Linked DNA regions of Homo sapiens: all the other regions are linked to region 2. The links are chromatin loops, found by intact Hi-C in ENCODE. Cell type or tissue: heart left ventricle. All regions are shown on one strand.

Evidence for each region. A loop is a pair of places that touch in the nucleus more often than their neighbours do. Peaks named below come from ENCODE experiments on the same cell type or tissue, not always from the same donor. Only the 100,000 strongest peaks of a DNase experiment are listed, where the experiment ranks them.
Region 1: it touches region 2 in a loop (3-fold over the local background); 37 of 110 quality-filtered maps call a loop at or near these places.
Region 3: a loop joins it to region 2, with 3 times the contacts of the local background. A loop is called at or near these places in 30 of 110 quality-filtered maps.
Region 4: it touches region 2 in a loop (10-fold over the local background); 34 of 110 quality-filtered maps call a loop at or near these places.
Region 5: a loop joins it to region 2, with 4 times the contacts of the local background. A loop is called at or near these places in 36 of 110 quality-filtered maps.
Region 6: it touches region 2 in a loop (7-fold over the local background); 97 of 110 quality-filtered maps call a loop at or near these places.
Region 7: a loop joins it to region 2, with 3 times the contacts of the local background. A loop is called at or near these places in 89 of 110 quality-filtered maps.

The regions. Positions count from the first base shown.
Region 1 is chr19:45,504,651-45,508,650 of GRCh38, reverse strand. VASP (vasodilator stimulated phosphoprotein) reads right to left here and starts at 1,172. Exons shown (of 13, transcript NM_003370.4): 1 at 875-1,172. The coding sequence starts at 879. LOC107985314 (a long non-coding RNA gene) reads left to right here and starts at 1,277. Exons shown (of 2, transcript XR_007067269.1): 1 at 1,277-1,966. RefSeq lists silencers at 48-247, 842-1,021, 1,702-1,831, 1,862-2,111 and enhancers at 1,172-1,441, 723-1,507. In heart left ventricle, a CTCF peak has its summit at 2,121; DNase peaks (open chromatin) are centred at 68, 1,210, 1,750 and 2,060; H3K4me3 peaks cover 2,509 bases; H3K27ac peaks cover 2,567 bases.
Region 2 is chr19:45,641,021-45,645,020 of GRCh38, reverse strand. It overlaps EML2-AS1 (EML2 antisense RNA 1), which reads right to left and starts at 3,527. Exons shown (of 2, transcript NR_130729.1): 1 at 3,255-3,527; 2 at 2,181-2,796. It also overlaps a transcript of EML2 not described here. RefSeq lists enhancers at 1,491-1,540, 1,631-1,680, 1,771-1,820, 2,211-2,260, 2,271-2,530 and 2 more. In heart left ventricle, CTCF peaks have their summits at 1,719 (motif pointing right), 2,527 and 2,738; DNase peaks (open chromatin) are centred at 1,740, 2,730, 3,150, 3,550 and 1 weaker place; H3K4me3 peaks cover 1,830 bases; H3K27ac peaks cover 1,073 bases.
Region 3 is chr19:45,426,048-45,430,047 of GRCh38, reverse strand. It overlaps a transcript of ERCC1 not described here. Among named protein-coding and RNA genes, the nearest start is that of ERCC1, 4.1 kb to the right of the region's middle. RefSeq lists a silencer at 1,264-1,443. In heart left ventricle, CTCF peaks have their summits at 1,314 (motif pointing left), 2,067 and 2,272; DNase peaks (open chromatin) are centred at 1,197, 1,857 and 2,247; H3K4me3 peaks cover 1,814 bases; H3K27ac peaks cover 2,748 bases.
Region 4 is chr19:45,437,889-45,441,888 of GRCh38, reverse strand. It overlaps a transcript of ERCC1 not described here. Among named protein-coding and RNA genes, the nearest start is that of MIR6088, 3.2 kb to the right of the region's middle. RefSeq lists silencers at 1,659-1,838, 1,849-2,348 and an enhancer at 1,497-1,996. In heart left ventricle, CTCF peaks have their summits at 1,938 and 2,215 (motif pointing left); DNase peaks (open chromatin) are centred at 1,339, 1,998 and 2,218; H3K4me3 peaks cover 1,165 bases; H3K27ac peaks cover 1,385 bases.
Region 5 is chr19:45,491,865-45,495,864 of GRCh38, reverse strand. It overlaps RTN2 (reticulon 2), which reads left to right. Exons shown (of 11, transcript NM_005619.5): 2 at 726-770; 3 at 860-1,339; 4 at 1,445-1,699; 5 at 2,487-2,705. Among named protein-coding and RNA genes, the nearest start is that of RTN2, 3.2 kb to the left of the region's middle. RefSeq lists a silencer at 2,842-3,081. In heart left ventricle, a CTCF peak has its summit at 2,161 (motif pointing left); DNase peaks (open chromatin) are centred at 2,613 and 3,054; H3K4me3 peaks cover 1,337 bases; H3K27ac peaks cover 403 bases.
Region 6 is chr19:45,521,362-45,525,361 of GRCh38, reverse strand. It overlaps VASP (vasodilator stimulated phosphoprotein), which reads right to left. Exons shown (of 13, transcript NM_003370.4): 4 at 3,956-4,000; 5 at 3,145-3,194; 6 at 2,781-3,022; 7 at 2,544-2,644; 8 at 1,667-1,718; 9 at 1,485-1,521; 10 at 1,220-1,265; 11 at 702-792. It overlaps LOC107985315 (a long non-coding RNA gene), which reads left to right and starts at 1,049. Exons shown (of 2, transcript XR_001753959.1): 1 at 1,049-1,085. RefSeq lists a silencer at 1,492-1,611 and an enhancer at 2,267-2,819. In heart left ventricle, a CTCF peak has its summit at 1,527 (motif pointing left); a DNase peak (open chromatin) is centred at 1,501; H3K27ac peaks cover 1,018 bases.
Region 7 is chr19:45,588,816-45,592,815 of GRCh38, reverse strand. GPR4 (G protein-coupled receptor 4) reads left to right here. Exons shown (of 2, transcript NM_005282.3): 2 at 119-3,052. The coding sequence starts at 950. The coding sequence ends at 2,038. Among named protein-coding and RNA genes, the nearest start is that of OPA3, 6.0 kb to the right of the region's middle. In heart left ventricle, a CTCF peak has its summit at 1,716; a DNase peak (open chromatin) is centred at 1,705; H3K27me3 peaks cover 1,904 bases.

The DNA.
Region 1 (4,000 bases), 140 kb after region 2:
AAGGCAGCCGGCCTACAGCGCTTGGTGCCCGCCCCCCACACCAGCTGTCTCGACAGGTGAGTCAGGAAGACAAAGGCCCCCTTCCCCCAGCTGCCGCGCCCCCTCCCTCTCCAGGGCCGCGCAGGTGGGGGAGCCGGGCCGCCCTTATGGCCGGAGGCGGGGAGCCGCCCTCTGCTCCGAGCGCCCGCTCGGTCCTAGGCACGGCCAGTTAAGCAGATTGTGTGCGGAGCGACGGGGAAGGGGGGGGTCCCACCAGACTCTGGAGGCTGCGTCCAGGTCCCTGGATCGGTTCACACCAGCCTCCTCCACAGGAAGACCTAAGTGACCCCCAAAATCCAGGGGATTAAGAAGTACCCCCGAAGTTATGGAGCGCGGTCCCACTTGGGGAGACTTTTTCCAGCACCAAGTAAACGGGGGACCTGCACACCCAGGGTCTGAGTCTCAGTCTCTCTTCCAAGTCCCAGGGTATCCCAAATCGGTCCCCCACAATCCTTCCCGGACCTCGAGCTGAAGTCTGGGGGGAGGGGGAGGAGAGTCTGAGCCCTGCCTCAATCCTGGCATCCCTGCGGGGAGTCGCTGCCAACTTTGAGGTCCTCTAAAAAAAGTCTTAACAATTCGGGAGTCCTCCGAGCGCCCCCAAATCTTGAGGGCTCCCAGGAGAACCTCACCGCCACCACCCCCCGAGCTTGGGGAGTCAGTCGTGGAGAAGTGATCGACGGTTCTGGGGCGCGTCCAAGGGGATTCAGCTCAAATCCGAGGCTCCCAAGGATCTGTCCCCAAATTCCAGCCCGGAGCTAGCTGGGGGGGAGGGGGACAAAGGCGGGGCGCGGAGCCCGCCCGGGCGGGGACGGGTCGGGGGGCAGGTCCGGCTCACCTCATGGCTGCTCGGCGGGCGGGCGGCTCGCCCACGGGCTGGCTGCTCCCGGGGCGCCCCTGGCTGGAGGTTCAGGGGTTCGGGGCTGGCTCCGGGCTCGGCTCAGGCTCCCCCAGGGTCCCGCCCCATAGAGTCCGGCTTCCTGGGGAGAATGTGGACCGGGCCGGGGCGGGTCTCCGGGCGCCGCTTCCCTCAGGCGGTCTGATGAGAGGTTCCTGCAGCAGAAAGGGGATGCAGCGTCCGCTCCCCAGCGCGCACCCCTTGCCGGTGGCGGCTACAGTGTTACTCTTACTACTGTACTTCTCTTCGTTACATTTCGTTCCAAAATTCCACTCCCCGCACCCACAATGCCCCGCGCCTTAAAGGGGCCGCGTGCGCCTCCAGGCGAGGGGGTGGAGGGCGCTTAAAAGGGCAACTCTGCACCCTCGGCTTCCGCGATCTCGCTCCTCTCCCCAATGTTGTAGCCCAGGGGTGCACCCTGGGAATCACCCCCACCTGAGGGGCAAGTTGGTGAAGGGGAAGGGGACCTCCCTTGCTTCCTAGTTCGCTCCCACTGTGGGAATTCTGAGGAGGGTCTCGGAAGGGGCGCGATTTCTTTCCCCATCGACTTCTCCATCTCGTACTCCGCTCAATTTTGGGGGTCGAGGAGGACCCTCAAGTTAAGCAAGTGGTCTCAGATTTTCTCCCTGAAATCCCATCTTCGGAACACCGCCCCTCCCCAGCGTTTCTCTTCTGTCAATTTCGGAGAGGTTACTAAGGGGGCGAGACCCCCACCCGCACGGGAGTGGAAGTCGGGGGAGTAGGGCCCAACCCCTCTCACCCCACCCCGCCCGCCCCGGGAAGGTGAGGAGGAAGTGGGCCAAGGGGGCGCGGTCGGTCGCTGACTCACAGCCGCAGGGTCGGGGGTGGGGTGGGGTGGAGGTGGGGACTGGCGAGGAGTGCGGGAGTGGGGGGCCCGGCATTCGCCCGGGGTGGGCAGGAGGCGCCGGCTTCTTTGGTGTGTAAAGCCTCCGGCCCACGCACGCCCCGCTCTGACTCAGTTTCGCCTGCGGAGGACAGCAGGATCATCCCAGCCCTCAGGAGGGCCCGGAGGTGAGGAGACCCTCCCGGGAGCCCCCGCCCCCACACGCCGGCTCCGGGCTGAGCCCAGACACCCTCTGAGGCTTCCGCAGCGTGTCTTGCCGGCCCCGCCCCGAGTGACGTCACTGATTTGGTCGCGCCCCTTGGGTAGAGCGCCACCTGGCCCGGGTGAGGCGCCCGAGCCCTGGGAAATCAGTTAGTTCCACATTTACACACGGGTAAACTGAGGCCTGGAGACAGGGAATGAATCTGGCCTATGGCCCTCTTGCCTGAGCCCCCAGAACCCGGAAAGCCACCAAGGTCTGAGTGTAAAACCAACAATTCTCAGGGCCAGCTGACTATGTGAGAGAATCCACTTTTCCAGCGTATGTCCAAGCCGAGTCCCATGTCCGGATGTTGATGTTGTCCTGACCTCCTTTACCTGGGGAGCACGTCATCCTTCCAGGCCAAGCTTTGACATTAATTCCCCTCCCCTTCTCCACCCCACTCTGGGAGACCTTGAACCCTGTTCCTCGGAGGTTATCATTGTTTCTCAGTGTGTTTCCTCAGGCTGAGTTGTCTGGGAGAATGGGTAGACTAAATTTCTTTTTTTCTTTTTTTTTTTTTGAGATGTAGTCTCTCGCTGTCACCCAGGCTGGAGGGCGCTGGCTCGATCCCCGCTTACTGCAACCTCCCCCTCCTGGGTTCAAGCAATTCTCCTGCCTCACCCTCCTAAAGTAGCTGGGATTACAGGCACGGGCCACCAAGCCCAACTAATTTTTGTATTTTTAGTAGAGATGGGATTTCACCATGTTGGCCAGGCTGGTCTCAAACTTATGACCTCAGGTGATCTGCCTGCCTCAGTCTCCCAAAGTGCTAGGATTACAGGCATGAGCCACTGCACCCAGTTGACTTAATCAATTTCTGGACCTCACTCACCCCAGCCAGGCCCGCCCGGCTCAGCAGCTCAACAAACTTACCTAGTTGAATGAGTTACCAGTTCAGTGTGACCTTGGGTAACTGTGTTCTCCTCTCTGGGTCTCAGCTTTCCCATCTGTGACATAGGAGGGGTGGCATTTCTGGGTGCCACCTACACTACAACAACAGTCAGCAAACATGGTTTTTTGTTTGTTTGTTTGTTGGAGACAGGGTCTTTGTTGCCCATGCCGGAGCGCAGTAGCATAACCAGGGCTCATTCGATCCTCTAACCTCAGCCCACTGAGTAGCTGGGACTGTAGGTCCACACCACCATGCCAGGCTAATTTTTTGTAGAGACAGGGTTTAGCTGTGTTGCCCAGGCTGGTCTCAAACTCCTGGGCTAAAGTGATCAGCCTGGCTCAGCCTCCCAAAGTGCTGGGATTGGAGGTGTGAGTCACCAGGCCCAGCCGGCAAACATTTTCTGTAAAAGTTCAAATAGGAAATATTTTAGATATGCTAGACATAGGGTCTGGTTTACACACTCTTCAGTTTTTCTTTTTTCTTACAAGGCTTAAAAACTGTAAAAAAAACTCTTCTTAGCTTAAGTGCTGTACAAAACAGGTAGCAAGACCCCTGTGTAAGAGAACGCTTGCATATGTACATAACGATCTTTACGGTAGCAGTGATGTGAGAGCAAGAAATTGGAAATAGCTTAAATGTTCATCAAGAGGACAGGGGAGGCTGGGCACAGTGGCTCACGCCTGTAATCCCAGCACTTTGGGAGGCCGAGGCGGGTGGATCACTTGAGGTCAGGAGTTCAAGACCAGCCTGGCCAACATGGTGAAACCCCGTTTCTACCAAAAACAAAAAATTAACCAGGCATGGTGGCACACACCTGTAATCCCAGCTACTTGGGTGGCTGAGGGGCTGAGGTGGGAGGATCACTTGAACCCCGGAGGCGGAGGTTGCAGTGAGCCAAGATCGTGACACTACACTCCAGCCTGGGAGACAGAGCAAGACTCCTCAAAAAAAATTAAACAAAACAAAACAAAAAAAAGATGAGGGCAGGGAATAGTGAAACCCTTGGACATCCTTTTCTGAAGCACGGAGTGAGCAGCAACTTAAGGAGGTGTGGACTGGGCAAGGTGT
Region 2 (4,000 bases):
AAGGAACCTGGGATTGGAAGGGGGAACGGCCTGGGGGTCGATTGGGCCTGGAACTCTGCCCTTTCTCTCTCCCCTCAAGCTTCTGGAATGCTCCCCTATCTCCATAGCAGGGGGACAGACAGAGGGGGTGGGGGTGGATTTGGTGTTGAGTTGAGGGCAGAGTGTGGGACTGGAAAGGGACGGCCAGAGGACTTTGCTTCTAGGATACCTCCCAAATCCTCTGGCCCTGGCCCTCCCATGCATTAGCACCATCCCTTCTCCCTAGACAAATGGGTGTGATACCAGAAGGACCACTGTGGGTGTCGGGCTCAGGTGAGGGGAGATAGGAGAAGAGGGGAGTTGGGAGGGAAAAGTGGGAAGTGAGGCCTGGTCTCTGGGAAAAGGCTGAGGATGGGGGGATGGTCAGGAGGGAGCGGAGGGCTTGAGTCACAGGGATGGGGATGGTGGAGGTGTGGGGGTTGGTAGGATGGGCTGGCCAAGGCCTGACAGTGCAGCTGGCCTCTCTGGGTGGGGCAGAAGGGTCAAGATGAAAGCACCTCTATTAACTCAGTTTGGAGGTTCAGTCCTCTGGGCACACACCCTAGTGCCAGGGACCACTGGAATTGGCAGGGGACCCAGAATGCTTATTTTGTCCTCCTCTGTCCCTCTAAGAGCCAGAATGACAGGGTGGCCATTCCTGTTGAGTATGGGTTCTTCCATTGAACGGCTGTGTGTCCGTGTAACAAGTAACGTCACCTTTCTGGGCTTCAGTAACCTTCCTCCTCCTCTCCTCCTAAAATGGATTATGCTACTACAACTACTAGAGTTGCCAAAAGCATTAGGTATCATAAAAATAGTTAATCCTATTCTGGATTTATCGAGCATCAACATGAGCCGGGAACGTGCTAAATGTTTTGCGTGAGCAGTGCCTGGCACATGTAAGCTCACAGTAACAGATGCCATTTTTCTGGTCGTATAATTAATGGTAGGTAGGACCAGGCTGAGCACAGGAGGTGATTGGGTCCCCAGCCCCCACCTACGGGCTGAGTGATCTTTGGCGTGTCTCTGCACACTCCTACTAGCCTCCTTCCTTAGTTTCCCGTCTGCAAAACGTGATGCCAACAAGACCCCTAGAGGTTTCCCCCTGTTACGAGTTCTAAGTCCTGACGGCTCACTCCTTCTGACCTCAGGAGGCTCCCACCTCCCTCTGCAGGTCCAGGCACCGGACCTGGGAGGCGCTGAGTGGGGGGCAGGGCGGGCAAGCCTCGGCAGGCGATTGGGCTACGAAGGGAAGGAGGGAGGAGCGGCGGCTGCACTGCGGAGCCCAGAGGGCCAGCTGCGCGGCCTGTGGACGCGGGATGGCAGGGGCGAGCTCCACGCCCTGTCCCCGTCTAAGCTACCACCTTTACTTCCACCAGGCTGGGAACCAGGGCTTCCTTGGTTGTGGTCAGCAATGAGTCTGGGTATGAGTATTCTGCGGGAAAAGGGGGAGAGGGGCCACTTCGGTCTCCGCCCCTCCCACTTTGGGAAAATGAGCGGGGTTGGGGGGGCGACTCGGGGAGTCATTTTGGCTGCACCCATAGGCTGGAGAGCCAAATCTGGGGCGCGGGGTACAGAGGCGAAATAAAGAAGGGGAACAGAAAAGAGGAATGCCTGCTGGGGAAGAGTTTGGTTGTCAATCCGGTCTGCATCTCCCTTGGGTCTTCTGGGTCTGCCATGCGCTGCCTGCAACCCCCAAGTCCGCCGCCAGGGGCCGCCGAAGCTCTGTCCTTGCAGCTGGCTCTAGGGTCGAACCCCAGGGTGAGGAGAGGAGGGGAAACGGGGAGGCTAGGCATGACCTTTTGGCTTGGAAAGTCTTAGAAACAGTGAAGAGACGTTGGTATTCATAACAGAATCTTCGTCGGAGGATGTTGGGGATCAATTCTAGAACTTTAGTGTCATTAGGAGTAGGTTGGTGTCATTTTGCAAATGCTCTTATCACTCATAGATACTTAACGTCTTAGTCATAAAATCAAAGAATCTTTTTTTTCTTTTTCTTTTTTCTTTTTTTTTTTTTTGAGACGGAGTCTCGCTTTGTGGCCAGGCTGGAGTGCAGTGGCGCGATCTTGGCTCACGGCAACCTCCGACCCCCCGGGTTCAAGCGATTCCCGTCTCAGCCTCCGGAGTAGCTGGGACTACAGGCACGCGCCACCACGCCCGGCTTTTTTTTAAATTTTATTTTATTTTTAATTTAATTTTATTTTAGTAGAGACGGGGTTTCACCATGTTGGCCAGGATGGTCTCGATCTCCTGACCTCGTGATACGCCCGCCTCGGCCTCCCAAAGTGCTGGGGTTACAGGCGTGAGCCACTGCGCCTGGTCACGTCTTAGTCATAGCATCTTAAAGCCAGAGCGAGAGGCTCCTGGGTTCACAGACTCTTAGAAAATAAGAGGGAAGGGACTTCCCCAAGGTCACACGGCCAGCGCGCTGTGGCAGAGAGGAGTGTGCGGATGGGTTGGAGAGCTGTGGGGATTTCCTTCCCCCTTCAGAGTCCTCTTCCTTGGCTCATGTCCAAGTGTCCCAGCCCCAGGTAGCGGGACAGGAAAGGGGCGTGGCTGGCCCCCCGCTTAGACCCAGGAAGGCGGGAGGGACCCCTTGGGCACTGGAGCTCCTGGGTGGCCCTGCAGCCGGCACTCCCCCGTCTTCCAGATGACAATTTGTCGGGCACGAGCGGTATGGAAGTGGACGACCGCGTGTCGGCGCTGGAGCAGCGGCTGCAGTTACAGGAAGACGAGCTGGCGGTCCTAAAGGCGGCGCTGGCGGATGCTCTGCGTCGCCTGCGGGCATGCGAAGAACAGGGAGCGGCGCTACGCGCGCGGGGCACCCCCAAGGGCCGGGCGCCTCCGCGCTTAGGCACCACTGCCTCGGGTATCCCCGTTAGACTGGAGGGGTGGGATGGGGAGGACCGGGGCCTGGTCCTTATACTCACCCTCTTCTGTCCCCTAACCCCATCCCTCCAGTGTGTCAGCTCTTGAAAGGCCTTCCCACCAGGACGCCCCTTAATGGCTCGGGACCCCCGCGGCGCGTGGGTGGCTATGCCACGTCCCCATCCTCTCCCAAGAAGGAGGCGACCTCCGGGCGCAGGTAAGGCACAAGGCCGGGACCCCCAGCCTCTTCCAAGACCTCGTGGGAGACAGAGGTGGTTTGTTTGCCTGAGCTCCAGCAGCAGAGGGTGCAGGGAGAATCTCGCTTGCTCACGGCACTCGCCTGCTGGCCTAGAAGGCTCTGCCCCCACCTGTGTGCTCTCTTTTAGCAGTGTCCGCCGCTACTTGTCACCAGAGCGCCTCGCCTCGGTGCGCCGTGAGGACCCCCGCAGCCGGACCACATCCTCCAGCAGCAACTGTAGCGCCAAAAAGGAAGGGTAAGGACTGGGGCGGCGTCAAGCCGCAGAAAGAGATAGGGAGGAAATGGTCGAGAAATGTAGTCATGCCCCAGGCCACGAGGTCGTAACCTAGAGTGGGGCCAGCTAGTTCAAAAGCGGGGACGGTGCCAGAGCCTTGGAGGGACCAATCTTGAGGTGGCACGGTAACAGTGGAAGGTCTGGGAGGGCGGAGTCAATATTGAGGGGCGTGGCCAGAGTTTTTAGAAGCTGGACGGTCAGGTCTACTGGGTGAGGAAGTCAGGGAGGAGCTTGGCTTATGGGCGTGGTTATTAAGGTACAGGAGAGGCCCCGTTGAGTTTCAGGGATGAAGTCAAGGCAGCAGCCACAGAGTTTCTACAAGGAAAGAGGGAGTCTGAGGAATTTAAGGGTGCAGCCACAGTGTTCGCCTGGGCGAAATTAAAATCTGGGGTACGGAGTAACAGAGGCTGAGACCAGGTGGAGGCATTCCAGATTCCAGAAGCTTTGACATCAAAATCGGGGGGCACTGCCAGGTTGAAAAGGGCGTGGCTTAAAGGTTGGGCGGGGCCGTAGGGGCGTGGTCAAATGCCAAGAGGTGCAGCCAACTTGGAGGCCTCGAAGGTATTCACATAAGGAATACG
Region 3 (4,000 bases), 210 kb after region 2:
CTTTGGGAGGCCGAGGCGGGTGGATCACCTGAGGTCAGGAGTTCGAAACCAGCCTGGCCAACATGGTGAAACCCCATCTCTACTAAAAATAAAAAATTAGCTGGGTGTGGTGGCATGCGCCTGTAGTCCCAGCTACTCAGGAGGCTGAGGCAGGAGAATCACTTGAACCTGGGAGGCGGAAGTTGCAGTGAATCGTGATCATGCCACTGCACTACAGCCTGGGTGACAGAGCGAGACTCTGTCTCAAATAATAATAATGATAATAATAAAAATAAAGGAATTGCCCTGGGCACCAGGTCCTGGAGGTACATGAGTTCTCAAGGCTGAGAAGGCAAGGAAGAACATTCTAGGGAATGGGAACAGTATGCAAGAAATCGTGACAAGTGGAGAATGGCATGTGCTCTGGAATGGCAACTACCCAGGGTCCCTGAGTCCATTCCTTTGCCTCCAGAACATCCCAGTTCTCTTGCTGGTGAGAAACAAGTGTGTATATCTGGTTCACCTCCCCTCTTTCCGCCTTTCTCATTTTGTATAAATAGGTCCTCCATTCTGTCTTTATTTTTCTTTCCTTCTTTCTTTCTTTTTTTGAGATGGAGTTTCGCTGTTTTTGCCCAGACTGGAGTGCAGTGGCGCGATCTTGGCTCACTACAACCTCTGTCTCCCAGGTTCAAGCGATTCTCCTGCCTCAGCCTCCCGAGTAGCTGGGATTATAGGCATGAGCCACCACGCCTGGCTAATTTTGTGTTTTTAGTAGAGATGAGGTTTCATCATGCTGGCCAGGCTGGTCTCAATCTCCTGACCTCAGGTGATCTGCCCTCCTCGGCTTCTCAAAGTGCTGAGATTACAGGCGGGAGCCACCGCGCCCGGCCCAGTTCTGGGGTTTTTTGTGTGTGTGGAAGTCCCACTTCTGATCCAACCTCAGTCTCTCATGCTGCAGATCTTTCCTTTGCTGTACATCCATCCACAGCCTCTCCAGCGGAGACTTGGGATGTCCCACCAAAAAAGGTGCCCGGGAGGACGCGGAGTAGGGGCTAGGCGCCTCCACTGCCCCCCATCCGGGGGCCTCCGCTTGGGGCCGGGTGAGTCAGCCCCCGGCGGCTCCCGCGTCATCCCGGCCGCTCCGCTCCGCGCTATTTCGGGCTCCGGGCGCTATAAATAGAGGCTCGCCGAGCCGAGCCGCCCCCCTCCACTCGGGCCCCCCTGCGTCCCCGGCCCCGCCGCGATCGCCGGGCCGCGCGTCACCGCGGCTAAGTTTAGAGGCGGGCGGGGACGCCAGCCTGGTCACTGCGCCCCCCGGCGGTGCCCGCTTCCAGAGCCTTCGGCCGGGCTGCTCTCCGCCCCCCGTTCAGGTCCCCTTTGGCGGAATTGTCGGTGAGGGTCCCGTCCTTACAGTCTCCGTCCCCACCCCACCCGTTCCGGGGCGAACAAAGGGCTCGAAGTTGAGAGGAGGGGAAGGTTTGGGATGGGAGCAGGGGCCGTAGCTGGGGAGTGGCCCAAACTGGAGTTGCGGCTGAATTCTGGAACTTGGGGCGTTTGGAAGAAAGAGGCGGAATCGGAGCTTGGATACGGCTGGGGGATTCGAACGCGCAACTCTGGGAGCCGGGGAGATTCGAATCCGGGATTCCAAAGTTTAGTTTTGAAACAGCTTAGGCTGGGAGCAGTGGCTCACTACAGTAATCCCGACACTTTGGGAGGGCGAGAAGGGAGGATCGCTTGAGCCCAGGAGTTCGAGACCAGCCTGGGCTATAGTGAGACCCCACCCCCCCACCCCCACGCCTCTACAAAAAAAATACAAAAGTTGGCCAGGCGTGGTGGCGCGCGCCTGTGGTCCAGCTACTCGGTAAGCTGATGTGGGAGGATCATCTGAGCCCGGGAGGTTGAGGCTGCAGTGAGGTGTGATCGCACCACCGCACTCTAGTCTGGGTGACAGAGAGAGACTCCGTCTCAAAAAAAAAAAAAAAAAAGAAAGAAAGAAAGAAAAAGAAAAAAAGAAAAGAAACTGAGGGTAGAAATCCAACATCCAACTTGCCAACTTGGAAATAACGTAGAACCCAGGGCAATTTTTTCCCCTCGCTCTTAACTAACGTTAACCGATTCAGAATTCCACTGATCGCAGGCGGCGGGCCCTTTACCGCACTTCTGCTTCAAGGAAATGAATCGGGAGCGGGGAATGGGCCGCCTTCTAGGGGGTCCTGCCCCCGCTGGGTTCTGGCGGAGCAGAGAGGCCCCGGCTCCCCAACACTTCCAATCCTCTTGTGGTGCACCATCGCCCCCTTGCAGAAAACGCAGGAGTTGCAGGGTTAAGTCTGGCAATTCCATTCCCCAAGGGGATAACTGAGTCACAAGCCCTTCTACTTGGGATGACCTACTTCTAGAATCGCTGTATGGTCTTGGATACAGAGGCATATTTCATTTTTTCTTTTTTTCGTTTTTTGAGACGGAGTCTCGCTCTGTCGCCCAGGCTAGAGTGCAGTGGTGTAATCTCGGCTCACTGCAACCTCCGCCTCCTGGGTTCAAGCAATTCTCCGTCTCAGCCTCCCGAGTAGCTGGGATTACAGGCGTCCGCCACCACGCCCGGCTAATTTTTTTTTTGTATTTTTTAGTAGAGACAAGGTTTCATCATCTTGGCCAGGCTGGTTTTGAACTCCTGACCTCGTGATCCACCTTCCATCGGCCTCCCAAAGTGCCGAGATTACAGGCGTGAGCCACTGTGCCCGGCCTCCTGGGGGAAAATTATACCTAGTGATGAGACTATTAGACTGATTCTCCTTCCTTCCTACTAGGCGTGAGCCACCTCTCCTGGCCCCTATATCTTCTAACATTGCAAGAAACAATACTAAGAACCTAGGATTCTGGATTTCCTTTTTCTTTCCTTTCTTTTCTTTCGTTTTTTTGTTTGTTTGTTTGTTTTGTTTTGTTTGTTTTTGGTCTCACTCTGTCACCCAGGCTGGAGTGCAGTGGCACAATCGCAGCTCACTGCAGCCTCTGCCTCCTGGGCTCAAGCAATTCTCCCTCCTCAGCCTCCTGAGTATCTGGGACTACAGGTGCACACCAACACACATAGCTTTTTTTTTTTTTTTTTTTTTTTAGATGGAGTTTCGCTTTTGTCGCCCAGGCTGGAGTACAATTGCGTGATCTTGGCTCACTACAACTTCCACCTCCCGGGTTCAAGTGATTCTCCTGCCTCAGCTTTCCAAAGTGCTGGGATTACAGGCATGAGCTACCTTGCCCAGCCAATTTTTGTGTTTTTTTGTAGAGATGGGGTTTTGTCATGTTGCCCTGGCTGGTCTTGAACTCTGGAGCCCAAGCAATCTGCCCACCTTGGCCTCCTAAATTGTTGGGATTATAGGCATGAGCCACCGCACCCAGCCTAGAATTCTGGATTTCAATTGTTAGGGTGAAAAGAAAAAGGCATTTGAGGTAAGCAAGGTTCAGGACAATAAATCTGGGCAATAGATCAAGACCTTGTCTCAAAAAAAATTTTTTTTTTTTTTTTGAGATGGAGTTTCACTCTTGTTGCCCAGGCTGGAGTGCAATGGTGCGATCTCAGCTCACCGCAACCTTTGCCTCCAGGGTTCAAGCAATTCTCCTGCCTCAGCCTCCTGAGTAGCTGGGATTACAGGCATGTGCCACCATGCCCGGCTAATTTTTTTTTTTTTTTTTTTTTTTGAGACAGAGTCTGGCTCTGTCACCCAGGCTGGAGTCCAGTGGCACAATCTCGGCTCACTGCAGCCTCCGCCTCCCAGGTTCAAGCGATTCTTCTGCCTCAGCCTCCTGAGTAGCTGGGACTACAGGTGTGCGCTACCACGCCCAACTAATTTTAGTATTTTTAGTAAAGACGGGGTTTCACCATATTGGCCAGGCTGGTCTTGAACTCCTGACCTCGTGATCCGCCTGTCTCGGCCTCCCAAAGTGCTGGGATTACAGGTGTGAGCCACTGCACCGGGACTCTAATTTTGTATTTTTAATAGAGATAGGATTTCTCCATGTTGGTCAGGCT
Region 4 (4,000 bases), 200 kb after region 2:
AACACTGTGAAACCCCGTCTCTACTAAAAATACAAAAAATTAGTTGGGCGTGGTGGCATGCGCCTGGCCTGTAGTCCCAGCTACTTGGGAGGCTGAGGCAGGAGAACCACTTGAACCCAGGAGGCAGAGGTTGCAGTGAGCCGAGATCCCGCCACTGCACTCCAGCCTGGGTGACAGAGCAAGACTCCGTCTCAGAAAAAAAAAAAAAAAATTAGGCTGGACGCAGTGGCTTACGCCTGTAATCCCGGCACTTTGGGAGGCCGAGGTGGGCGGATCACTTGAGGTCAGGAGTTTGAGACCAGCCTGGACAACATAGTAAAACCCCGTCTCTACAAAAAAATACAAAAATTAGCCAGGCTTGGTAGCAGGCGCCTGTAATCCCAGCTACTCGAAAATTTTAGAAGTTACTTAAAAATTACCATCTCTGCACTGACTCTGAAACTTATCTAGGTATCTTCCACCCACATTTCACCTCAGGGATGACCCCCCCGCCATCCACCCTGCTACCTGGGTGGAGACCTGGGCCTCAACTGGGTATCTCTCCCACCCACTGCAGGGTCAGGGCCAGGCCCAAGACCTTAGTCACTCATTCTGACCTCTGTCACCCTCAGGGAAGTCAGTGTGCTCCCTTTAAACCCCCAGAACATGCAGTGTAGGTCCTTGAGGCCTGACACTGATGCTTGGAGTGGGCACTGAGAATCTCAGGATATGGAAATGGGGAGGCCCTTAGATGATCTCAGTGCAAAGGGAAGACCTAGGCCCAGGGAACAGAGTTCTGACTGTTCCCAAGGCCTGGAGCTGTTGTGTCCAATCACTGACTTGCAAGGGAGGAAAGAATCTTAGTGGAGGCGGGCTCTGTAGCTCATGCCTGTCATTTCAGTGCCTTCCTAGGAGGAGGCCAGAGGATAGCTTGAGGCCAGGAGCTCAAGACCAGCCTGGACAAGGCGGGCAAGGCATGGAGACTCTGTCTCTACAAAAAAATGAAAAATTAGCCAGGTGTGCTGGTGCACACCTGTAGTCCCAGCTACTAGGAAGGCTGAGGTGGGAGGATCTCTTGAACCCAGGAGTTCAAGGCTGCAGTCAACTAAGATCCCAGCACTGCATTCCAGCATGGGCAACACTGCACTCCAGCCTGGGCGACAGAGCAAGGCCTTGTCTGAAATAAAAAATATTAGTGGAGGTGGGTAAATAAAGAAACGGCTCAAGGCTGAGCCCTAACTCTGGTGACACAGTGATCAAATTTGGTGACAAAGACGGTCATCCTTCCCCAGCCTGAGCCCCGACCCTGGTCACAGAATGAGCCGTGATGCTGGCCATGCCTCGCCTCAGCTCTGAAGACTAGGCCAGACTGAAGTGTCCCATGCTCCAACCCCCAGATCTAAGCCTACCCCTGCCCACAGTAGAAACAAACCAAGAAATCAGATCCTCACCCCCAGCCCTCAGCCCTCAGCCCGCAGGTCTCCTGACTCCCTGTGATCCTCTCGCCCTGCTCTGCCCCCATAAAGGTTGGCCTTGAGGACAGAGATGGTAAGGGGCAGATTCAGGACGACAGGAGATTGGCGATGAGGGTGGAGAGGGGAAATAGGGACAGGAGTAGGACAGGCTGGGGGATGCGGATGAGTACCAGTGGGGGACATCGCTGGGGGTGTAGGGGAGGGGGGAGTTATGATGAGGAATGGAGGTGAAGCTGAGGATGGGGGACAGGGGATGAGGATACAATGTGGGGGACGTAGGAAGGCAGCCAGGCTAGCGGCGGGGCGGGGTCGCAGTCGGGGGCGAGTGTGACCGCCAGGGCAGAGTGGGGGTGCGCTGGGGACAGCGGCGCCTGCTCGGCCGGGCTGCGCCCAGCACCGCTCCCCCCGCGCGCTCCCCCTTCCGCTCCCCGGAAGCGCTGAGTCGTCCTGCCTTATCTGGGGGCCGCTATTTCGGGCTCGGCTCGGAGCGCGGCAACTATTTTTAGCGGAGCTGGGGTAAAAATGGACGCGGCGCCGCGCGGGTTCCCGAGGCCGTGCGCGCCCCCTCGCGACCACTGAGGGCCCCGGGGAGGAGCGCGCGCCTGAGTCACAGCCGTCCCCCTACCCCGAGGCACGGCGAGGGGGCCTCGATCGGGGGCGCCCTGGACACCCCGCGTGCACACCCGCCTCCCGGGCTCCCGGGCGCCGGCGAGCCGGCAGGGCGCAGAATCTTCCAGGGGCGTCGGGACGCGTCCGCCGGGGTTCAGAGCCGACGGCGGAGTTTTGGGCAGGGGCGCCGCGCCCCCTGGTGGCCCCCGCAGGGATCGCAGGCAGGAGCTGGGCCTGAGTCCGTCTCAGCTTATCTATTCATTTATTTTTATTATGATTATGATTATTTCTTTGAGATAGAATCTCGCTATATTGCCCCAGGATTGTCTAGAACTCCTGGGCTCAAGCGATCCTGCTACCTCGGCCTCCCAAAGTGCTGGGATTAAAGGCCTGAGCCACTGCACCCGGCCTATTATTATTAACTACTATTATTATTTTTTTAAATCTGACCTCGTCGTCCACACCCATTTTATAAATGAGGAAACTGAGGTCCGGAGAGGAACTGGGTTGAGGCATTGCAGCATGAACCGCAATGTACCATCATTTCAACTTGAGCTTGGACACTTCCTAAATGGGGAATTCACTGCCTCCCAGAAAACGAGGCGCTATTTGTTTTTTTGTTTGTTTGTTTTTGTTTTTTGAGACAGAGTCTCGCTCTGTCGCCCAGGCTGGAGTGCAGTGGTGCGATCTCAGCTCACTGCAACCTACACCTCCTGGGTGCAAGAAATTCTCCTGCCTTAGCCTCCCGAGTAGCTGGGATTACAGGCATGCGCCACAACGGCTGGCTAATTTTGTATTTTTAGTAGAGATGGGGTTGGGAGAGGAAGAACAGAGAGATGCGGTTAAAAAATACCAAACTACAGTCAGATAAGAGGAATAACTTCGGGCCGGGCGCGGTGGTTCACACCTGTAATCCCAGCACTTCGGGAGGCCGAGTGGGGCGGATCACTTGAGGTCGGGATTTCGAGACCAGCCTGACCAACACGGAGAAACCCCGTCTCTACTAAAAATACAAAATTAGCCGGGCGTGGTGGCGCATGCCTATAATCCCAGTTACTTGGGAGGCTGAGGCAGGAGAATTGCTGGACCCAGGGAGGCGGAGGTCACGCTGAGCCGAGATCCAGCCATTGCACTCCAGCCTGGGCAAAAAGAACAAAACTCTGTCTTAAAAAATAATAATAATAATAAATAAAAATAATTAGCCGGGCGTGATAGTGCACACCTGTAGTCCCAGCTACTCAGAAGGCTGAGGTAGGAGGATCACAGGAGCATGGGAGGCAAAGGTTGCAGTGAGCCGAGATTGTGCCACTGCACTCCAGCCTGGGCGACAGAGTGAGACTGTCTTAAAATAAATAAATAAACAAACAAACAAACACATAAAAAATAAAATTACACATATGGATCCAGCAATCCCACTTCTGGGTGTATATTGCAAATAAATTGACATCAAGATGTCAGGGCCAGGTGCGGTGACTCACGCCTATAAATCCAGCAGTTTGGGAGGCCGAAGCAGGAGGATGGCTTGAGCCCAGGAGTTGGAGACTAATCTGGGCAATGTAGTGAGATGCCATCTCTACAAAAAGCACAATAATAAAAATAAAAAAAATCAGATGAGAGGCCGGGCACAGTGGCTCACGCCTGTAATCCCAGCACTTTGGGAGACGGAGGCGGGTGGATCACGAGGTCAGGAGATCGACACCATCCTGGCTGACACGGTGAAATCCCATCTCTACTAAAAATACAAAAAAAATTTAGCTGGGCGTGGTCTCACACGCCTGTAGTCCCAGCTACTCGGGAGGCGGAGGCAGGAGAATCACTTGAACCCAGGAGGCAGAGGTTGCAGTGAGCCGAGATTGTGCCACTGCACTCCAGCCTGGGCAGCAGAGCGAGACTCCGTCTCAAAAAAAAAAAAAATCAGATGAGAACACGTAGTGACA
Region 5 (4,000 bases), 150 kb after region 2:
GACCACCTCGTCTGTCTCTCCCCACCGCCCTTACCTCTCTGTTCTCACCTCCCACTCCTCTCCTCCTCAGTCACTCTTCTCCAGTCATATCTTCGCACCTCTCAGTTCCTCAGATGCCAAGCATGGTGCCTGGCTCAGGGCCTTTGCACTGGCTTTCTTCTCTACCTGGAAGACGTCCCTGAACATCTGCATGGCTTCCTCACTTCCTTCAGATCTCTGCTCAAACGTCATCTTATCAGAGAAGCCTTCTTGACCACCCTATGAGAAACAGCACCCCTTCACTTTCTCTTCCCCTACCCTTCTTTACTTTGCTCCCTATGCTCATCTGCACCCGACGTCATATATTCACTTGTTTATTGTTTGTCTATCCCAAAGAGTGTCAGCTCTAGGAGGGCAGGGATTTTGTCTGTTTTCTTCACAGCTGTATCCCCAGGACCTAGAACAGTGCCTGGCACATAGTAGGTGCTCAATAAGTGGTTGTTGAACGAATGAATGAATTGAAACCTCCTAAGATTCCTACTTTGAAGACTCTAAGATTAAGATTCCTGGATTTGGACTTCAAAGACTCTGAGCTTCATCAGGCAGTGATGCTAGGTTTTAGAGTCTGTGTGCAGAATGTTCTAAAAATCCCGTGATTCAAATATTCTAAGATTCCAGGACTGGGACACTTCTGTGATTCGGACAGTCTAAGCTTCTAAGAGTCTTCGATTCTTTCCCTCTCGCAGAAGAAGCTCCGTCTACAGCCTCCTCAACTCCTGATTCCACAGAAGGTAAGTGGTGGGGAGCATGTGAAGGGGCTCAGGGCTGGGCAGCTCAGGGACCTGCTGAGGGAAACAAGGCTCTCCTTCACCCACTGCAGGAGGGAACGACGACTCTGATTTTCGAGAGCTGCACACAGCCCGGGAATTCTCAGAGGAGGACGAGGAGGAGACCACGTCGCAGGACTGGGGCACCCCCCGGGAGCTGACCTTCTCCTACATCGCCTTTGATGGTGTAGTGGGCTCCGGGGGCCGCAGGGATTCAACTGCCCGCCGCCCCCGCCCCCAGGGCCGCTCAGTCTCGGAACCACGAGACCAGCACCCTCAGCCCAGCCTGGGCGACAGCTTGGAGAGCATCCCCAGCCTGAGCCAATCCCCGGAGCCTGGACGACGGGGTGATCCTGACACCGCGCCTCCATCCGAGCGCCCTCTGGAAGACCTGAGGCTTCGGTTGGACCATCTGGGCTGGGTGGCCCGGGGAACGGGATCCGGGGAGGACTCTTCCACCAGCAGCTCCACCCCGCTGGAAGACGAAGAACCCCAAGAACCCAACAGATTGGAGACAGGAGAAGCTGGGGAAGGTGAGATGTCCGAGGTGCTGGGACCAAAGCCAAGAGGGGTGGGTGGTTTCTCCTTGGGGCACCTCCAAGAAGAAAGCTCACGGCCTCCTCTCTCTACCGTATCAGAACTGGACCTACGACTCCGACTTGCTCAGCCCTCATCGCCCGAGGTCTTGACTCCCCAGCTCAGTCCGGGCTCTGGGACACCCCAGGCCGGTACTCCGTCCCCATCCCGATCGCGAGATTCGAACTCTGGGCCCGAAGAGCCATTGCTGGAAGAGGAAGAAAAGCAGTGGGGGCCACTGGAGCGAGAGCCAGTAAGGGGACAGTGCCTCGATAGCACGGACCAATTAGAATTCACGGTGGAGCCACGCCTTCTAGGTAAGCAACGTGTATGAAGATGCTGCATTGGCCCACAGAAGGCAAAAGGTGAGAGGATTTTGAATTAAAGGGACCAACCTCGCAAAGGAACAGTACATAGTGGAAAAGGGAAGAGATAGACGTGATATCACATCTGGCTAGACGTGATAAACTCCGCTTTTTAAAAAAATTTCCCCGGCCGGGCGCGGTGGCTCATGCCTGTAATCCCAGCCCTTTGGGAGGCCGAGGCGGGCGGATCACTTGAGGTGAGGAGTTCGAGATCAGCCTGGCCAACATGGTGAAACCCCGTCTGTACTCGGGAGGCTGAGGCAGGAGAATCGCTTGAACCTGGAAGGCAGAGGTTGCAGTGAGCCAAGATCGCGCCACTGCACTCCAGCCTGGGCGACAGAGCGAGACTCCGTCTCAAAAAATAAAAATAAAATAAAATAATCCTCCCTCTTCTGGAGTGCTCCTCCTAGTGGCTGATTTTGGACAGGCCAAATCCCTGAAAAAATACAGTTCTCTCCTTATTTAGATGTGGCCGTAGAATATTTATAAGTAAACTCTGTGCCTTTTAAAAACTCTTCTTTTTGGCCGGGCGCAGTGGCTCATGCCTGTAATCCTAAACACTTTGGGAGGCCGAGGCGGGAGGATCCTTTGAAGCCAAGAGTGCAAGACCAGCCTGGGCAACATAGGGAGACTCGATCTCTATTTGAAAAAACAAACAAAAACCCTCTTTTTCCTGACCACATCTATTGGCCAGTTGTAAAATGACCCAGCCTTACTTTAAAATATGCTCCGCCTCCAGGAACAGCTATGGAATGGTTAAAGACATCATTGCTTTTGGCTGTTTACAAGACGGTTCCAATTTTGGAATTGTCCCCACCTCTGTGGACAGCCATTGGCTGGGTCCAAAGGGGCCCCACCCCCCCTACTCCTGTCCTCCGGGTTCTACTGAAGTGGGCAAAATCCCCGAGAAGCAGCGGTGTCCCCAGCCTCTCACTCGGAGCCGATATGGGGAGTAAAGGTGGGCTTGCGGAACGGGCTGGACGGGGGCTGAGGTCGGCGGAACGGGGTCCAAACTCGCCCTTATCTCCTGCACATCCGGAGCATTTTTATTACTGATCTGCTTCCGCAGCGCTGCAGGCTGGGGCTAGGGGGCCGAGGGGCAGTATAGGGAGGACCCAGAGGGAGCATGGGGTCCCTTCTCCTTCGAGCCAGCACTTTGGGGCCCAGGAGCAGGGAGGACCCCCTCCCCCAGCCTCGGCCCCAGGCAGCGCTGTCACTCAGGGGCCAGACGGGCCAGAACAGCTGCGGGGAGGCCCCCTCCCCCCAGCGTGCCTAAACTTAGCCCCCGCCTCAGGCGACCTGGCCCCTCCCCCATCCACCGGCGCCGGCCACTAGGAGCCTGCCTGGGAGGGCCCTGCTATGGGGAGGGAGGGGCTGCCCTATTTGGAGGTAAATGAGAGGAGATGCATTGGAAGGAGACGGAAGTGAGGGGTGAGCCTCTAAGAGGGACCGGTCGGAGGGGTCAGTTGGAGGGAGTGTGGGAGGATAGAGAGGATCTGGAAAGAAATAGAAAGGTACTGAGTTCCTGGTTTTCAGGACTCAAAGGAAAGCAGATTACTAAAGTTTCTTTTTCTTTTTAAGCCACAGAGTCTCCCTCTGTCGCCCTTTCTGGAGTGCAGTGGTGGGATCATAGCTCACTGCAGCCTCCAACACCTGGGCACAAGTGATCCTCCCACCTCAGCCTCCCAAGTAGTTGGGACTAGAGCCACAGGCCACCACGCCCTGCTAATTTTCTTATTTTGTTTGTAGAGACAGGGTCTCACTATGTTGTCCAGGCCTCAGGTGATCCTCCCGCCTCGGCCTCCCAAAGTGTTGTGATTACAGGAGTGAGCCTAAAGTTTAGACAGATGAGATGAAGGTTGGGGTACAAAGGTCACTGGTCAGGGCTGAGGTTGGGTTTAGGAGGTGTGTTTTAGGGTCTCAGAAAGGGGTCAGAAATTTGAGTTAGGCCCTGGAAAGGAGTATGGCGTGATTAATACATTTAGGACTTAGAAACATGTGTTGCTAAGGGTATCAAGGGGATATCACTTTACACCTGACAGATTGGCAAAAGTTAAAAAGAACTGCAACCCACTGCAGGGCAGGATGCTGGGAAAAGATCTTTCTCTTGCTTCTTGTGGAAATAAGAACTGTTATGGTCTTACTAGTAAGCAGTGTTTCAAAATTTATGACATTAAAAAAATATATATGACCGAGCGCGGTGGCTCATGCCTGTAATCCCAACACTTTGGGAGGCCGAGGTGGGAGGATCAC
Region 6 (4,000 bases), 120 kb after region 2:
GAACCCCTGACCTCAGGTGATCCACCCACCTCGGCCTCCCAAAGTGCTGGGATTACAGGCATGAGCCACCGCACCTGGCCTTCTCAGGTAACTTTTAAAAGTTATTTTTAGAGATGGGGGTCTCCCGATGTTGCCCCAGGCTGGTCTCAAACTCCTGGCCTCAAGCAATGCTCCCACCTCAGCCTCGCAATGTGCTGAAATTACACACATGAGCCACCGTGCCCTGCCAGAGTCCCCTCTTTCTTGTTGATGGAAAAGCCAGGGGTAGTAGGTTTGAGACCTACCCCTACATCGACACCATGACATCGCTGTCAAGGTCGCAGAGTGACTGGAGGATTCTAGGGGAGAATTCTGGATCCTTGGAGCCGGAAAAGTACTGGAGAACATCCAGTACCAAGGTTGGCAAGCGCATTCCAGCCTCCTGCCAACTCCAATTGGTGATGGACAGCTGGGTCAATGTGCGGAAAGAATTCAAGGCACTCATCTGGAATGAGCGCGGTGATAGATTAATAATGTCTGTCACAGGTGCCAGAAAAGGGGGTGTGGAGTCTCGGTCATCCTTGACCCAATCCAGTTTCTCCATTTGTCAGATTGGAAACCTGAGGTTTCTGAGATGTTATCTAGGATCATACGGCATGCCAGTGGCAGGGGCCAGACCTAGATCTCTCTTGCTGTGGTCCCCAACTTCCCCCCCAAGTTACCTGTTTCACCCTCTGTAGGTCCGAGTAATCACTGGAGCTGGGCGTGCAGGGTTGGGTCTCGGAAGTGGTCACCGAAGAAGACGACTTCATCCTGGGGGAGTTGGTGTGGTTTGGGACAGCAATGAGATTAGAGAGAGGACCTGCTTCCCCGCCTCCTATTCCAGGGGTCACATTGAGCTCTGCCTTATAAATTGGGCAAGTCCAAGTATTTTTGGGGCCCCAGTTTTTTTTTTTTTTGGTTTTGGTTTGTTGTGTTTTGTTTTGAGACAGTCACATTCTATTTCTCAGGCTGGAGTGCAGGCATGATGATGGCTCGCTGAGGCCTCAACTTCCTGGGCTCAAGTAATCCTCCCACCTCAGCCTCCTGAGTAGCTGGGACCACAGGTAAGTGCTACCACGCCTGGCTAATTTTTGTAGAGATGGGGTGTCGCCATGTTGCCCAGGCTGGTCTTGACCTCCTGGGCTCAAGCGATCTGCCCGCCTTTACCTCCCCAAGGGCCCCAGGACCGATGGCCTACCTTGGCAAGGTTGTGCTGTTCTTCTCCCAGGGTCTCCGCACAGATTCTGGGGATAGGCAAGAAATCAGAAAGATCAGGGACAAAAGACTGCCCCCCAATCAATCTTACTCCCCCAACCTCATCAGCCCCTGATCAAAGCCCCATCTCAGGAGACTACAATCCCCAGCACCATTCGCCCTGACTCTCCTATAAGGGTGCTTAACATGTGAGAACAGAGTATTCTGGGATTTGTAGTTCCTGTGGCTGGACTGGGCACTCTACTCACCACTCTGGGCCGGGACTCTGGCCTCTGGCTCCTCCTGCTGGTAGGAAATAAAACTGCCATGAGCCAGCCCCTGCCACACCTCTGCCCATTTCCTCTTTCAGGTTCAAACCCCACACATCCCACTATCCCTACCCTCATGGTACGGCCTAAGAGATGTAGGGCAAGAAGAGTCCCTGACTTACATTGGCAGATTCATCCTTGGGGGTTTTCTCCCCAACTTGCGTGGCTTTCCTTCTGCAGGAGAGAAAAGCAAAAACACGTGCTTCCGTCACCCAACCCATCCCCTTCTGAGGGGAGTTCTAGAAATGTAGATCCTAGCGCATAGAATTCTGGAACTCCGAAAACCTAAGGAAACTCTAGTTTTAGAAATTCAAGAGATTGTGCTGGGCGCAGTGGCCTGTAATGCCAACACTTTGAGAGGCTGAAGCAGGTGGATCTCTTGAGGTCAAGAGTTCAAGACCAGCCTGGCCAACATGGTGAAATCCTGTGTCTACTAAAAATACAAAAATTAGCCGGGTGTGGTGACTCATGCCTGTAATCCCGGCTACTTAGGAGGCTGAGGCAGAAGAACTGCCTGAACCCAGGAGGCGGAGGTTGCAGTGGACCGAGATCATACCACTGCACTCCAGCCTGGGTGACAGAGCAAGACTCCATCTCAAAAAAAAAAAAAAAAAAAAAAAAAAAAAATTCAAGAGATTGTGGTTCTAGAATCAGGGTGGAGGAGGTTCTATGATTCTTATATTAGGGAACAGTAAGATTCCGAGGGTGGAGCGGTGCTGTGTTGGAACACTGAGATTGCAGGAACCTGAGTTCCCAGAATTCTGAGGCAGGATCTCCTACGGTTCTAGAATTCTGGGTTTTAGAACATCTACAGGCTACCTAGGTGGTTGCAAGCCTCAGGCATTTCATGACAAACCCCACCATTATATCCCAAACCTGGTTATCAAAGGGGGAACATTCACCAAAAGAAACAAACTAAACAGGAATTGGAGCCCTCCTCTGACTGGGCCCTACTGAACTGGAACTCCAGGTGACTTGGGGGTCCAGGCTCAGGCTCACCTCCGGGCCAGCATGGCGTTCATCTCTTCCATGAGTCCCCCACCTCCGCTTCGACCACTCTCAGCTTTGGGGGCTGTGGGCCCCCCTGAGGCCTCCTCCTGCTGGAGAAATTTAAAAGGGGCAGGAGCTTTAGGGGCAGGCCTTTTGGCCTTCCAGCCCAATGACACCGCCGGCAGCCCTGGCCTCATCCCCCATAAAAGCCCTGTTGCCCCCTGCCCACCTCTCCCGGCCCCTCACCTTGCTGACTTTCCTGAGTTTGGCTCCAGCAATAGCTGCGGCCAGGCCTGGGGCCCCAGCTCCCCCACCACCAGGGCCCTGTGCTGCCGGGAGAGGGGGTGCAGGGGGTGGTCCTCCCCCTGCTCCGTGCGCTGCAGCTGGGACCCCCGAAGGGGGCAAACCTGGGGGTGGGGGGGGACCTGGAGGAGGGGGAGGTCCTGGTGGTGGGGGTGGACCCCCAGCGGGGGGAGCAGGTGGGCCTCCTGAAACAAACACAGAAAAGGGGGCAGCTGAGAGAGAGAAGCCTCATTCTTCACTGTCCAGCTGGCTGGCCACTTCCTCCAGGGAGGCCCCCTCCCAACTCCCGAAGCTATCTGAGCATCACCTGCATTGGAGACCCGGCGCTCTATGTGCTCCGACGGGCCGGGCTGCTGCCTGTGGGGGGAGGCGAGAGAGCTGCCGTCAATCAGGGCCCTAAGGATGGCCAGCGAAGGGGCCAGCGACCTCCGTCCTCTCTCTCAGAGGTCTCCAGGGTGGCTGGCTCCTAATACTCACCCAAGCCTTCCTCCCCTAGGGAACCAAGAAGGGGGCTGGGTGAGAGTAGGGGGAATGGAGGGCAGGGCAGCGACAGGGAGAGATCAGGATGCGAGATCCCAGTCACTAAACTGTCAGGAACACCGAATTACAAAATGCCCAAGATTCTTTCTTTTCTTTTTTTTTTTTTGAGACTCTGTCACCCAGGCTGGAGTGCAGTGGCTCGATCTTGGCTCACTGCAACCTCTGCCTCCCGGGTTCAAGCGATTCTCCTGCCTCGGCCTGCCGAGCTGGGATTACAGGCACGGGCGCCACCATGACCGGCTAATTTTTGTTATCTTCAGTAGAGACGGGATTTCGCCATGTTGGCCAGGCTGGTCTCAAACTCCTGACCTCAGGCGATCTGCCCGCCTCGGCCTCCCAGAGTGCTGGGATTACAGGCGTGAGCCACCACGCCCAGCCACAAGATTCTTTCAACCACCATATTCTGATTTCCAGGAATCTGCAGGGACCAGGAGGTTCTGCAACTCTGAGTGTCAGAAGTTTCTTGAACATTCTGAAAACTGCAAGTTGGCTGGGTTCTGAACTCTAGGAGTCAAGGGTTCCAGAACATATGGAACTCTGGCAGCGGCTAAGGTTCCCCACCCAGGGCCCAGCCCCACCTTTTCTGCTGCTCCACCTCCTCCGGGGAGGGGCCGTTCGGGACC
Region 7 (4,000 bases), 52 kb after region 2:
AAGTAGGCATTGTTGGGGTGTCCAGTCTCTGCAGTTCACAGCAATTATGGTGAGGAGTGTGGGGAGAAGAAGGTTGGAGTGTCCATGACTCCCTCACTGCTGTCCTCTCTCCCAACAGGCACTGCAGTCAGCGGTGAACTGACTTCATCCCAATCCCTCAGCCCCCACCAGGACCAGTCTGGAGTCCCTCCCCTGCCCCCATTGAAATTTCCCTTCCGTCCCCAAACTTACCTCTGATCTAGACCTTACTCACCTCCTTCCTGTTTCCTAAGACTCCTTCCTGCCGTCCACAGACCGAGCCTTTTATCTTTGTCCACCCTGTGCCAGACACCTCCTTTTCCAGAACCTTCTCCTTACTGGTGACCTTACTTATCTCTGTTGCTTTCTGGGGTCCTAGGAAATGCCAGCACTCCCACCCACATTGCCTGAACTTTCCAACACTCCCTAACTGCGCTGTGTCCTATCTCAACACTTTCTCATGTATTTCTTGTGTCTTCTAGAACATTCCCCCGCCATTATTACTTCAATATGGCTACACATACTTCCTAATTGCCCTGCAAACCATCTCCTTCTCACCATTGCCCAGCGATGCTTTCGTCTCCTCCATAAACACTCCCGGAGACCAATTTTTGTGTCACCCCCATACTCCCTCGTTGACACACTGACTCCATACATAACCTCCTTGAAAAACCTCTTTATTAATCTCACCATCCTCCAGACTTCCCTCCTGTCATAATTCCATCCCTCCTCCAACTTTTCCCTCTCAAGCTCTGCCCTTCCCAGCCCAGCCCAGCCTACCCAACCTCATCTCTTCCCTGTAGACCACATCCCACCATGTTCCCCTGAGCCTCCAAGGAAGGGGCTCAGGGGGCCCCATGGCCTCCCGCTCCCTGTGGCCCCACAGCCCCCGTGGGCCAGGGGAAGCGCCCCAGAAGCCGAAGTGCCCACCATGGGCAACCACACGTGGGAGGGCTGCCACGTGGACTCGCGCGTGGACCACCTCTTTCCGCCATCCCTCTACATCTTTGTCATCGGCGTGGGGCTGCCCACCAACTGCCTGGCTCTGTGGGCGGCCTACCGCCAGGTGCAACAGCGCAACGAGCTGGGCGTCTACCTGATGAACCTCAGCATCGCCGACCTGCTGTACATCTGCACGCTGCCGCTGTGGGTGGACTACTTCCTGCACCACGACAACTGGATCCACGGCCCCGGGTCCTGCAAGCTCTTTGGGTTCATCTTCTACACCAATATCTACATCAGCATCGCCTTCCTGTGCTGCATCTCGGTGGACCGCTACCTGGCTGTGGCCCACCCACTCCGCTTCGCCCGCCTGCGCCGCGTCAAGACCGCCGTGGCCGTGAGCTCCGTGGTCTGGGCCACGGAGCTGGGCGCCAACTCGGCGCCCCTGTTCCATGACGAGCTCTTCCGAGACCGCTACAACCACACCTTCTGCTTTGAGAAGTTCCCCATGGAAGGCTGGGTGGCCTGGATGAACCTCTATCGGGTGTTCGTGGGCTTCCTCTTCCCGTGGGCGCTCATGCTGCTGTCGTACCGGGGCATCCTGCGGGCCGTGCGGGGCAGCGTGTCCACCGAGCGCCAGGAGAAGGCCAAGATCAAGCGGCTGGCCCTCAGCCTCATCGCCATCGTGCTGGTCTGCTTTGCGCCCTATCACGTGCTCTTGCTGTCCCGCAGCGCCATCTACCTGGGCCGCCCCTGGGACTGCGGCTTCGAGGAGCGCGTCTTTTCTGCATACCACAGCTCACTGGCTTTCACCAGCCTCAACTGTGTGGCGGACCCCATCCTCTACTGCCTGGTCAACGAGGGCGCCCGCAGCGATGTGGCCAAGGCCCTGCACAACCTGCTCCGCTTTCTGGCCAGCGACAAGCCCCAGGAGATGGCCAATGCCTCGCTCACCCTGGAGACCCCACTCACCTCCAAGAGGAACAGCACAGCCAAAGCCATGACTGGCAGCTGGGCGGCCACTCCGCCCTCCCAGGGGGACCAGGTGCAGCTGAAGATGCTGCCGCCAGCACAATGAACCCCGAGTGGCACAGAATCCCCAGTTTTCCCCTCTCATCCCACAGTCCCTTCTCTCCTGGTCTGGTGTATGCAAATTGTATGGAAAAAGGGCTGTGTTAATATTCATAAGAATACAAGAACTTAGGAAGAGTGAGGTTGGTGTGTCACTGGTCAACCTTTGTGCTCCCAGATCCCATCACAGTTTGGCGATTGTGGAGGGCCTCCTGAAGGAGGAGATGAGTAAATATATTTTTTTGGAGACAGGGTCTCACTGTGTTGCCCAGGCTGGAGTGCAGTAGTGCAGTCGTGGCTCACTGCAGCCTCCACCTCCTGGGCTCTCCAGCGATCTTCCCACATCAGCCTCCCGAGTAGCTGGGACCACAAATGTGAGCCACCATGCCTGGCTAATTTTTGTACTTTTTGTAGAAATGGAGTCTCACTATGTTTCCCAGGCTGATCTTGAACTCCTGGGCTCAAGAGATCCTCCTGCCTTGGCCTCCCAAAGTGCTCAGATTAGAGATGTGAGCCGCCATGTCTGGCCAGATAAATTAAGTCAAACATTTGGTTTCCAGAAAATAAAGACAAATAGAGAAGGTTAGATTTTTTTTTTTCCAACAAGTGGATAAAAGTCTGTGACTCGGGGGAAAGTGGAAGGAGAAATGCAGCCGATATAGAGTCATTATGTTTGCAAAGCCCCTGGTCATACAGGCCAGGGAACATAAGACCGCAATTCTAAGTTTCTAGATAAACAGCGATCTCCAAGTCAAGACTGAGGATGAAGAGGGAGAATGTCAGAACTCAAGTGAAGGGCAATCAGGGCAGACTGCCTGGAGGAGTGATGCCAGAAGGTTTGGGAAGAAGGTGTGGGACAAGAAGAAAGGGTATTTATTCATTCATTCAACAGAGGTTTATGTAGGGCACTGTGCTGGGTGGGGCTGGGGACACAACAATGACTGAGGCAGCCTGGCCTTGCCTTCACAGGGCTCACCATACACAAGTAAATAAAAAATATGTAATGTTTGGAATTGCTAAATGGGAAGGGGACATTTTTCTATGTAAAGCCAGTTGAGGGAACAGAGGATGACTTGGAGTCTGATCTGGAGGAGGGCAGAGAAGGGCTTGCTGAGGTGGCTTTCCAGCAAAGACTTGAAGCATGGGCGGCACTCAGCCTTGTGGCTGTTGTGGGAAGAGCATTTCAGGCAGAGGGAACTGCAGGTGCAAGGGCTCTGGGGTTAGACAGTGTCTGAATTTTGGGCCGGGCGCAGTGGCTCACGCCTGTAATCCCAGCACTTTGGGAGGCCAAGGCGGGCGGATCACCTGAGGTCAGGAGTTCGAGACCAGCCTGGCCAACATGGTGAAACCCCGTCTCTACTAAAATACAAAAAAAAGTAGCTGAGCGTGGTGGTGGGTGCCTGTAATCCCAGCTAGTTGGGAGGCTGAGGCAGGAGAATCGCTTGAACCCGGGAGGCAGAGGTTGCAGTGAGCTGAGATTGTGCCACTGCACTCCAGCCTGGGTGACAAGAGCGAAACTCCATCTCAAATAATAATAATAGAGTGTCTGAATTTTGAAAGATAGCAGGTATGGCAGTGTGGCTGGAGAGGAGGTAGAGAGGACGAGAGGAAAGGGGAAATGAGACAAGAGAGGGGACAGCAGGTCGTGTGGGGCCATGTAAATCCTAGTGAGGACTCTGCCTTTTAATCTGAGATAAATGGGAGCTATGAGGGGGTTCTCAGTAGAGGATGAAGGTGATTTGACTTAAGTATTAACAGTATCCCACGGGCTGTTGAGTGGGGAGTAGAATATGGGAGATTGGCTGGGCACAGTGGCTCAAGCCTGTAATCCCAGCACTTTGGGAGGCTGAGGCAGGAGGACTGCTTGAGGCCAGGAGTTTGGGACCAGCCTAGGCAACATAGGGAGACCCAGTTTCTACAGAAATTTTAAAAATTAGCCGGGCATGGTGGTATGTGTCTGTAGTCCCAG